2 separate regions of the Homo sapiens genome follow, and region 2 is linked to region 1. Evidence: read pairs that join two places in POLR2A ChIA-PET (ENCODE). Cell type or tissue: CD4-positive, alpha-beta T cell. All regions are shown on one strand. Each heading gives the region's core, and the rest is flanking DNA. Links, peaks and the distances in the headings are about the cores only.

Region 1 (4,384 bases), core at 164-4,163:
TGCCATTTGCCAAATGTTGCTTCACGATTTCTAGTCCTTCTACATTTATTAATTAGCACTCTATTGTAAGGAGGTGTCCCTTCTCTGTATTTATTCAGTATATCAGTATGGATTCACTTTTGCTCAAATTGTCTCAGCTTTGGCCATTAGGAGCTCCTTAAAATTGGCTCCTTTGTTTTCTTGACATGCTGTCATTATTTTTGGTGGTCTGGCTTTGTGGCTTATGCCTGTAACCCCAGCACTTTGGGAAGTTGAGGTGGGAGGATTCCTTGAACCTGGGAATTTGATACCAGCCTGTGCAACATATTGAGACCTGGTCTCTACAGAAAATAAGCCAGGTGTGGTATGCTCCTGTAGTCCCATCTGCTGGGGAGGCTGAGGTGGGAGGATGACTTGATCAGGGGAGGTTGAGGTTGCAGTGAGCTGCCTAACAGCAAGGCCCTGTCTCAGAAAAATTTTCTGGTGTCTGCCCTTCTGGTACTGTAAGATGTTCCCTGGGAATCTTGTATTTTCCCTGCCCCAATTCCACTTTTTTCCAAGAAATTCTGCTTCCTTTTATTGGAGAATGTTTCAGAATTATCGAGGTGTTTTTTCGTTTTGTTTTGTTTTTTGCTTTTAAGATACAGCGTCTCTTGCCCAGGCTGGAGTGCAGTGGCGCAGTCTCGGCTCACTGCAATCTCTGCCGCCTGGATTCAAGTGATTCTCCTGCCTCAGCCTGCTGAGCAGCTGGGATTACAGGTGCCTGCCACCGTGCCCGGCTAATTTTTGTAGTTTTAGTAGAGACAGGGTTTCACCTTGTTGGCCACGCTGTTCTCAAACTCCTGACCTCGTGGTCCAGCTGCCTTGGCATCCCAAAGTGCTGGGATTACAGGCGTGAGCCACCGTGCCCGGCCCTATTGAACTTTTTTTAAAGGCAATTCTTCAAATTGCAATGGATTATTAAACTGGGACTTATTACCAGGGTAAGTGGAGAATTATTGAGACTAATCAAAACACTTAACCACTTTATTTTGTCCTCACCTTTTAAAAAGCTACATGTGAATGAATCCTCTGGAATTAGAGGGCTTCCACTTGACAGTACTTCAGCTAGGGTATGGCTCAGTGCTCATGGGTTTACATCCTTTCACGATGTCTCTGTTAAGCCTTGTAAATAGAGACCCCAAAACGTTAGAAGTCCTACCTAGAATGTTTGAAGTCCTGGTTCCCACACCTTGGAGCTTTCTCTACCAGTGAGAAAGTAAATGCTCTTGTAATAAAAGTTTTCGGCCGGGGGCAATGGCTCACGCCTGTAATCCCAACACTTTGGGAGGCCAAGGCAGGTGGATCACCTGAGGCCAAGAGTTCGAGACCAGCCTGGCCGATATGGTGAAACCCCGTCTCTACTAATGTCTACTAATAATACAAAAATTAGCCGGGTGTGGTGGTGCACGCCTGTAATCCCAGCTACTCGGGAGGCTGAAGCAGGAGAATTGCTTGAACCCAGGAGGAGGTGGAGGTTGCAGTGAGCCGAGATCATGCCATTGCAGTCCAGCCTGGGCGACAAGAGTGAAACTCCGTCTCAAAACATACTAAAAAAATTAAGTTTTCGTTTTTCATTATGGAGCTAACATTGCACTTGATGTTACCACTTATTTGACTTTTATTTGAAAGTTGACTTGTGGCCTGCGTGTCATGAATGTTTTGAAAATGAGAGTGGAAGTAAAGGTGTCCCTAGGATTCAGATCTGTAAGTCCACTTGCAATCAATTTTTTCTGCTTTAGGAAGCAATGCCACTTTGTCATGAGCATCGCTCATCGCTAGTGGTTTCTGGGCAGCTGGTGCACCTCCTTACTACTGAGAAGCCTTTGGAACTGTGATGTTTAATTACAGCTGCCGGGTTTGCACGTGGGAAGCTGACATGGTGTGGTGAAAGCCAGCGGTCTTCAGCTAGTGGAGGGAATTACAGAAGGTCCCACGCCCTTTAGGGCCCTTGGCTCCGGGTTTCCGGGACAGGCTCTGGAGCTCCGCCTGCGGGGGCCGGGCTTGGCGGCTGGACGGCGCGTGCGCCGTGCCTGCGGATGGAGGAGGGCCACCTTCTGCCCGGCTGTAGCCAGGTTCCCTCCATGCTTCCCCACCCCGTCGCAGCCTGGTTTTTGTACGCCTTCTCTCTGACGGCGGTTGTGCCACCTTGAGCTGCGGCTCAAGATGGTGTCCGCCCTTGCTTCTGCGCCTGTGCGGAAGCGCCCGGCCCTCACCTGCGCAGGTGAGCTGGGTCGTCTGAGAGGGAAATGGGGTTTCACACCACCCTGCTAACCAGGCAAAGATGACATTCGTGTCATGTGTAGCTTATTGCTTTCTTCGGCCTCTTCAATAATGCTCAGACATGAGGCTTGGTAAAGGTTGGAAAGCTGTTAGCCGACCTGCGGGCCGTGGGTTCATGTACTCGAAAAAGTTGAGGTGCCTCTGAAGGGCAGCTCCCCGAGGAAACTCCCAATTTTGCTGCCCTCTCCAGGTGTGCGTGTGAGTGTACTCATCTGTTGTTTCCATGTGTTAGTTAACCTGTATTTTGTGAGCTCCTGTCGCTACTATTGTTGGGCATTGGGGAAAAGAGAAATAAATGAAGATTCTTGTTTTCTCAGCATCCTGTTTAAGGAATATACCATCTTATATTTGGCGAGCTCCATAAGAGCAGAGCTACCCAGAAAACTGCCCCTATCTATATTGGCGTTTTTTCCCTAGCTTTTCTTTATCTCTGGAAACCACAGGAGCCCTTCGCCTCTTCATCGTCCTCCACAGCTCAGCTCTCTCTCATAGGCTGTCTGTGCCATCCTTCAAGAGGTCTGTGATACTGGGCAGGTCAGAGAATTGCTCTGTGCACGCATTTTCTCGTCCGAAAAAGGAAATTGCCTCTGAAGCCACTTGATGGTATGAGTTTTACAGGGATTTAAATTGACGTTACTGGTGCTTTTTTTTTTTTTTTAAATGGAATCTTACTCCATCTCCCAGGCTGGAGTGCTATCTCCCAGGCTGGAGTGCAGTGGCACGATCTTGGCTCACTGCAACCTCTGCCTCCAGGGTTGAAGCGATTCTCCTGCTTCAGCCTCCCAAGTAGCTGGGATTACGGGAGCCCGTCACCATGCCTGGCCAATTGTATTTTCAGTAGAGACGGGGTTTCACCTTGTTGGTAAGGCTGGTCTCTAACTCTTGACCTCAGGTGATCCGGCCACCTCCGCCTCCCAAAATGCTGGGATTACAGGCGTGAGCCACCGCGCCGGGCCCCAGTAGTGCTGTTCTAATTTAAAACAAACAAACAGCTAACACAGTTCAGACAGTTACACATGCAGAATAAAAAGTGTGTACAGGCCGGGCGCAGTCCATCCTGGCTAACACGGTGAAACCCTGTCTCTACTAAAAATACAAAAAATGAGCCGGGCGTGGTGACGCGTGCTTGTAATCCCAGCTACTCGGGAGGCTGAGGGAGGAGAATCACTTGAACCTGGGAGGCGGAGGTTGCAGTGAGCGGAGATCGCACCACTGCACTCCAGCCTGTGCGACAGAGTGAAATTCCGTCTCAAAAAAAAAAAAAAAAAAAAGGACCACTAACGTCAATTTAAATCCCTGTAAAACTCATACCATCAAGTGGCTTCAGAGGCAATTTCCTTTTTTGGATGAGAAAATGCGTGCACAGAGCAATTCTCTGACCTGCCCAATATCACGCAGCTCGTGAAGGATGCCGCAGACAGCCTATGAGAGCAAGATTCCGTCTCAAACAACAACAAAAATCTTGGTATAATATTTGGCTAGGCCGGGCGCAGTGGCTCATGCCTGTAATCCTAGCACTTTGGGAGGCCGAGGCGGGCGGATTATGAGGTCAGGAGATCGAGACCATCCTGGCTAACATGGTGAAACCCCGTCTCTACCAAAAATACAAAAAATTAGCCGGCGTTGTGGCGGGCGCCTGTAGTACCCGCTACTCGGGAGGCTGAGGCAGGAGAATGGAGTGAACCCGGGAGGCGGAGGTTGCAGTGAGTGGAGATCGCACCACTGCACTCCAGCCTGGGCGACAGATCAAGACTCCGTCTCAAAAATAAATAAATAAATAAAAATAAATAAAAAACATTTCGCTAATCTATCCTTATAAACCTTTTTAAAAAAACACTTGCTTTATAACATATAAAATCAGTATATGGGCCAGGCCCGGTGGCTCATGCTTGTAATCCCAGCACTTTGGGAGGCTAAGGCTGGAGGATTACTTGAGGTCAGGAGTTTGAAACCAGCCTGGCCAACGTGGCGAAACCCTGTCTATACTAAAAATACAAAAATCATCCCGGTGTGGTGGTGCACACTTGTAGTCCCAGCTACTGGGGAGGCTGAGGTAGGAGAATCACCTGAGTCTGGGAAGGTC
Region 2 (4,384 bases), core at 239-4,238, 220 kb before region 1:
GGCGGAGCTTGCAGTGAGCTGAGATCACACCACTGCACTCCAGCCAGGGCGAGAGCGAGACTCTGTCTCAAAAGAAAAAACAAAAACCCACACCACCATACCCACTAACTCTGAGGCTTTAGTCATATAAAGAAAAATAGCCATTATATATTGTTCTTTTGTGCTCTTATAATGTGTAACCATGCCCTTTAATTAAAGAATTCCAGGATCTACAAAAAAAAAAGAAAGCAGAAAAAAGAAGCCAGGCGTGGTGGCTCACGCCTGTAATCCCAGCACTTTGGGAGGCCACAGTGGGGGGATCATGAGGTCAGGAGTTCTAGACCAGCCTGGCCAACATAGTGAAACCCTGCCTCTTCTAAAAATAAAAAAAAAAAAAAAAAAAAAAAAAAACTAGCCAGGCATGGTGGCAGGTGGCTGTAATCCGTCTCAAACAAAAAAAAAAAAAAAAAAAAAAAAAGAAAGAAAAGAAAAAAGAGGCTGGGCGCTGTGGCTCACACCTATAATCCCAGCACTTTGGGAGGCCAAGGCAGGAGGATCGCTTGAGCCTAGGAGTCCAAAATGAGCTTGGCCAACATAGTGAGCTCTCCTCTCTGCAAAAAAAAAAAAATTAGCCAGCTGTGGGGGTGCACACCTGTAGTGCCAGCTACTCTGGAGGCTGAGGCAGGAGGATCACTTGAGTCCGGGAGTTTGAGGCTGCAATAAGCCAAGATTGTGCCAATGCGCTCCAGCCTGGGCGACAGAGAGAGACCCTCTCTCAGAATGACTGACCAACTGAATAAATAAATAAATAAATAAAATAAAAATAATTCTAGGATCTGGCCTTAGGAGATCCAAATTATCCAACCAAGGTTGTGGAATGTCTCATCTCAGGAAGAAATGCTGAAAACTTCATTTACAGCCTTGTTGCTGACAGCCAAACTACCAGGTAGCCCAGTACTAAAGATAATCATTGGCTGGGCGCGATGGGTGGCTCACGCCTGTAATCCCAGCACTTTGGGAGGCCGAGGTGGGTGGATCACCTCAGGTCAGGAGTTCGAGACCAGCCTGACCAACATGGTGAAACCCCGTCTCTACTGAAAATACAAAAATTAGCTGTGCCTGGTGGTGGGCGCCTGTAATCCCAGCTACTCAGGAGGTGAAGCAGGAGAATAGCTAGAACCCAGGAGGCTAGATTCTAGCTATTCTGAGCCGAGATTGTGCCATTGCACTCCAGCCTGGGCGACAAAGGAAGACTCCGTCTCAAAAAAAAAAAAAAAGATAATCATTACAACAGGATATGCTGACCTTCATACCCCACCCTCATGAGCTTTGTCCTGCCCAGCCTGTAAACCCTACACTTGATATCACTTTCCGTGCTTTGCCCAATAAAACATCTCAACCAGCTCTTTTCGGAGAGTCAGGGAATTCTCGCTCTCTTGTGCTGCCTCCCTTATACCCAGGCATAAGCTCCAATGAAGACTTGTCTGGGAAAACTTTTTTGGCCTCATGTTAATTTCTGTTGGATTGAGAGCCTAAGAACCCCTGGTAACAATAGGGAGGTAGTGGAACCGGGTTGTCCGGAGGGATATTTTCACTTTTTTGGATGCACTTGTATCTGCAGTTTTTTACAACGAGCATATATTAATGTTGTAATTATGTGTGTGTTTGTGTGTGTGTGTACGTGTGTATGTTTTTTGTTTTTTGTTTTTTTTTTAATTTGAGACAGAGTCTCACTCTGTCGCCCAGGCTGGAGTGCAGTGGCGCGATCTCGGCTCACTGCAGCCTCTGCCTCCCGGGTTCAAGTGATTATCCTGTCTCAGCCACCTGAGTAGCTGGGACTACAAGTGCACACCATCATACCCGGCTAATTTCTGTATTTTTAGTAGAGACGGGGTTTCACCATGTTGGCCAGGATGGTCTCGATCTCCTGACCTCGTGATCTGCCCACCTCGGCCTCCCAAAGTGTTGGGATTACAGGCGTGAGCCACCGCGCCCGGCCTTGTTTGTTTTCTAAATATGTAAAGTCAGAAATTAACCCAAGTAACGAGCATACATATATATGTGTGTGTGTGTGTGTATATATGTATATATATGTGTATGTGTGTATATATGTGTATATGTGTATTATGTGTGTATATGTGTATATATGTGTATATATATGTGTATGTGTGTGTGTGTGTGTATGTATATATATGGAGTCTTGCTCTGTCACCAGGCTGCGGTGCAATGGCGCTATCTCGGCTCACTGCAACTTCTGCCCCCTGGGTTTAAGCGATTCTCCTGCCTCAGTCTCCCGAGTAGCTGCGACTACCAGCGCTCGCCACCACGCCCGCTAATTTTCGTACTTTTAGTAGAGAGGGGGTTTCCCCCTGTTGGCGAGGATGGTCTCGATTTCTTCACCTCGTGATCCGCCCGCCTCGGCCTCCTCAAGTGCTGGGATTACAGGCGTGAGCCACCGTGCCCAGCCCTAACGAGCATATATTAATGTTGTAATTATATGTGTCTGTGTGTGTGTGGTTTTGTTTTCTATATAAAGTCAGACGAGTGTGTGTGTGTAGTTTTGTTTGTTTTCTAAATATATAAAGTCAGAAATAAACCCAAGTAACCCAGCCGCCTGGGCCAGGTGGTATCTGGCCCGCCCCATTCCAGCCTGAACTCCGCCCACCGCGATCCGGAAGCCTAGCGCCCAGTGGGTTGCAGGAAAAACCCGGAGCTGAACACACTGCCCGACCCGGGCCGCTGCGCTCGGGAGCCTGCGCAGAAGCCGTCGGAGGCGCATGCTCTGTAGCGGTCTCCGCAGCCAGGATTGGCGCCCGCGCGGGCCTTCGAGCCCCGCCCGCAGAGCCCCGCCCGCAAAGCCCCACCCCGGTGCGCGGGTATGGCGGCCAGCCTGTGGATGGGCGACGTGAGTGAGGGCAGCCGTCCGGGGTCTGAAGACAAGGAAGCATCTCGGTTTCGCGAGAGAGGAAGGATCTGAGTGGGAGGGGACTTGGGATCCCAGAAAGGGGAGACGTGTGACGGGGGTTCTTTTTGGTGACACAGAAGCGGGTTCCAGCATCTAAGTGAAGAGGCTGAGTCCGTGAGGCTAGGGGTCCTGGGGCCCCACCTGGGTTCGTGGGAGGGAAAGGTGGTGCTTTGGGGACATAGAATGGGAGCAATCCAAGGACTGAGGCGCGCTGTTCTGGGACCGGAGGAGTGGGGTTTCTAGGTCCAAGGGGAGGCTCCCTAAAGCGGGGCAAGCTTGAACCAAAAGAGCTGGGGTTTCAGGCCGCTCAGTGGAGGCGAACCTCGCCCCTCGCTCCCCCAGCGGCGCGTAGCCAGCCCTGGGCTGAACGGGAGGGGCTCTGGAACCCGGAGTGGGAAGCCCGGCCGCCGGCCTGAGCCGCTGTGCTCTTGTTTTTACGCAGCTGGAACCCTACATGGATGAGAACTTCATCTCCAGAGCCTTTGCCACCATGGGGGAGACCGTAATGAGCGTCAAAATTATCCGAAACCGCCTCACTGGGTAAGTCTCATCTCAGGTCTCTCTTAATACATCTCGTTGCAGCTGTCATGTACGAGAATGTAAACATCGTAGTCATGGCTTCTCACTACCCCTAGTAATAGTCACTGTAAAATTATAACAGCTAACATTTTGAGGTCCCAATGAGTGGAAGGATGGCATGTAGCTTAAGGGTAGGACTTGCCAGGCGTTGTGACTCACACCTGTAATCCCAGCACTTTGGGAGGCTGAGGTGGGTGGATCACCTGAGGTCAGGAGTTTGAGACCAGCCTGGCCAACATGGTGAAACCCCGTCTCTACTAAAAATACAAAAATTAGCCGGGTGTGGTGGCAGGCACCTGTAACCCCAGCTACTCCGGAGGCTGAGGCATGAGAATCACTTGAACCCGGGAGGCGAAGGTTGCAGTGAGCTGAGATCGTGCCACTGTACTTCAGCTTGGACAACAAGAGCAAAACAATGTCTCAAAAAAAAAAAAAACAAAAAAACAAAAAACGCAGGACTCAAGCGAGACTGGGTTTGAAAGCTATTTCTACTCTATGACCTTGGGTAAGTTACTTAACTGCTCTGTCTCATTCACTTTGAGTATAAAAATGGAAATAACAGCACCTACCTCCTAGAGTTATGGTGAGGATTAAATGAGTTAATTCACATTCATCATTAGGACAGTGTATGGCATATAGCATATGCTCAGTAAGTATAGTCAGATTACGATCTGCTGAGTAATAAGCAGTTTACATCCATTATCTCCTTAAAACCTCAGAAACTTCTGAGGTAGGTAAATACTATTATGAAGAGGCTTAATAACTTGAAGAGTTACAATAAATAGCCGGGCGCAGTGGCTCTCGCCTGTAATCCTAGCACTTTGGGAGGCCGAGGCAGGCCGGATCACGAGGTCAGGAGAT

Evidence for each region. Peaks named below come from ENCODE experiments on the same cell type or tissue, not always from the same donor. Only the 100,000 strongest peaks of a DNase experiment are listed, where the experiment ranks them.
Region 2: POLR2A ChIA-PET joins it to region 1 with 6 read pairs; 3 of 35 experiments call an interaction of 5 or more read pairs at or near these places.

The regions. Positions count from the first base shown.
Region 1 is chr1:28,773,303-28,777,686 of GRCh38, forward strand. No RefSeq gene overlaps it. Among named protein-coding and RNA genes, the nearest start is that of OPRD1, 37 kb to the right of the region's middle. RefSeq lists an enhancer at 1,855-2,149. In CD4-positive, alpha-beta T cell, for the core only: no CTCF peak of the experiment used is centred there; a DNase peak (open chromatin) is centred at 2,119; H3K4me3 peaks cover 1,099 bases; H3K27ac peaks cover 982 bases.
Region 2 is chr1:28,550,254-28,554,637 of GRCh38, forward strand. It overlaps TRNAU1AP (tRNA selenocysteine 1 associated protein 1), which reads left to right and starts at 2,832. Exons shown (of 9, transcript NM_017846.5): 1 at 2,832-2,884; 2 at 3,387-3,484. The coding sequence starts at 2,858. RefSeq lists enhancers at 2,544-2,838, 2,562-2,621 and silencers at 2,772-2,911, 3,844-4,138. In CD4-positive, alpha-beta T cell, for the core only: no CTCF peak of the experiment used is centred there; DNase peaks (open chromatin) are centred at 2,348 and 2,718; H3K4me3 peaks cover 1,995 bases; H3K27ac peaks cover 1,655 bases.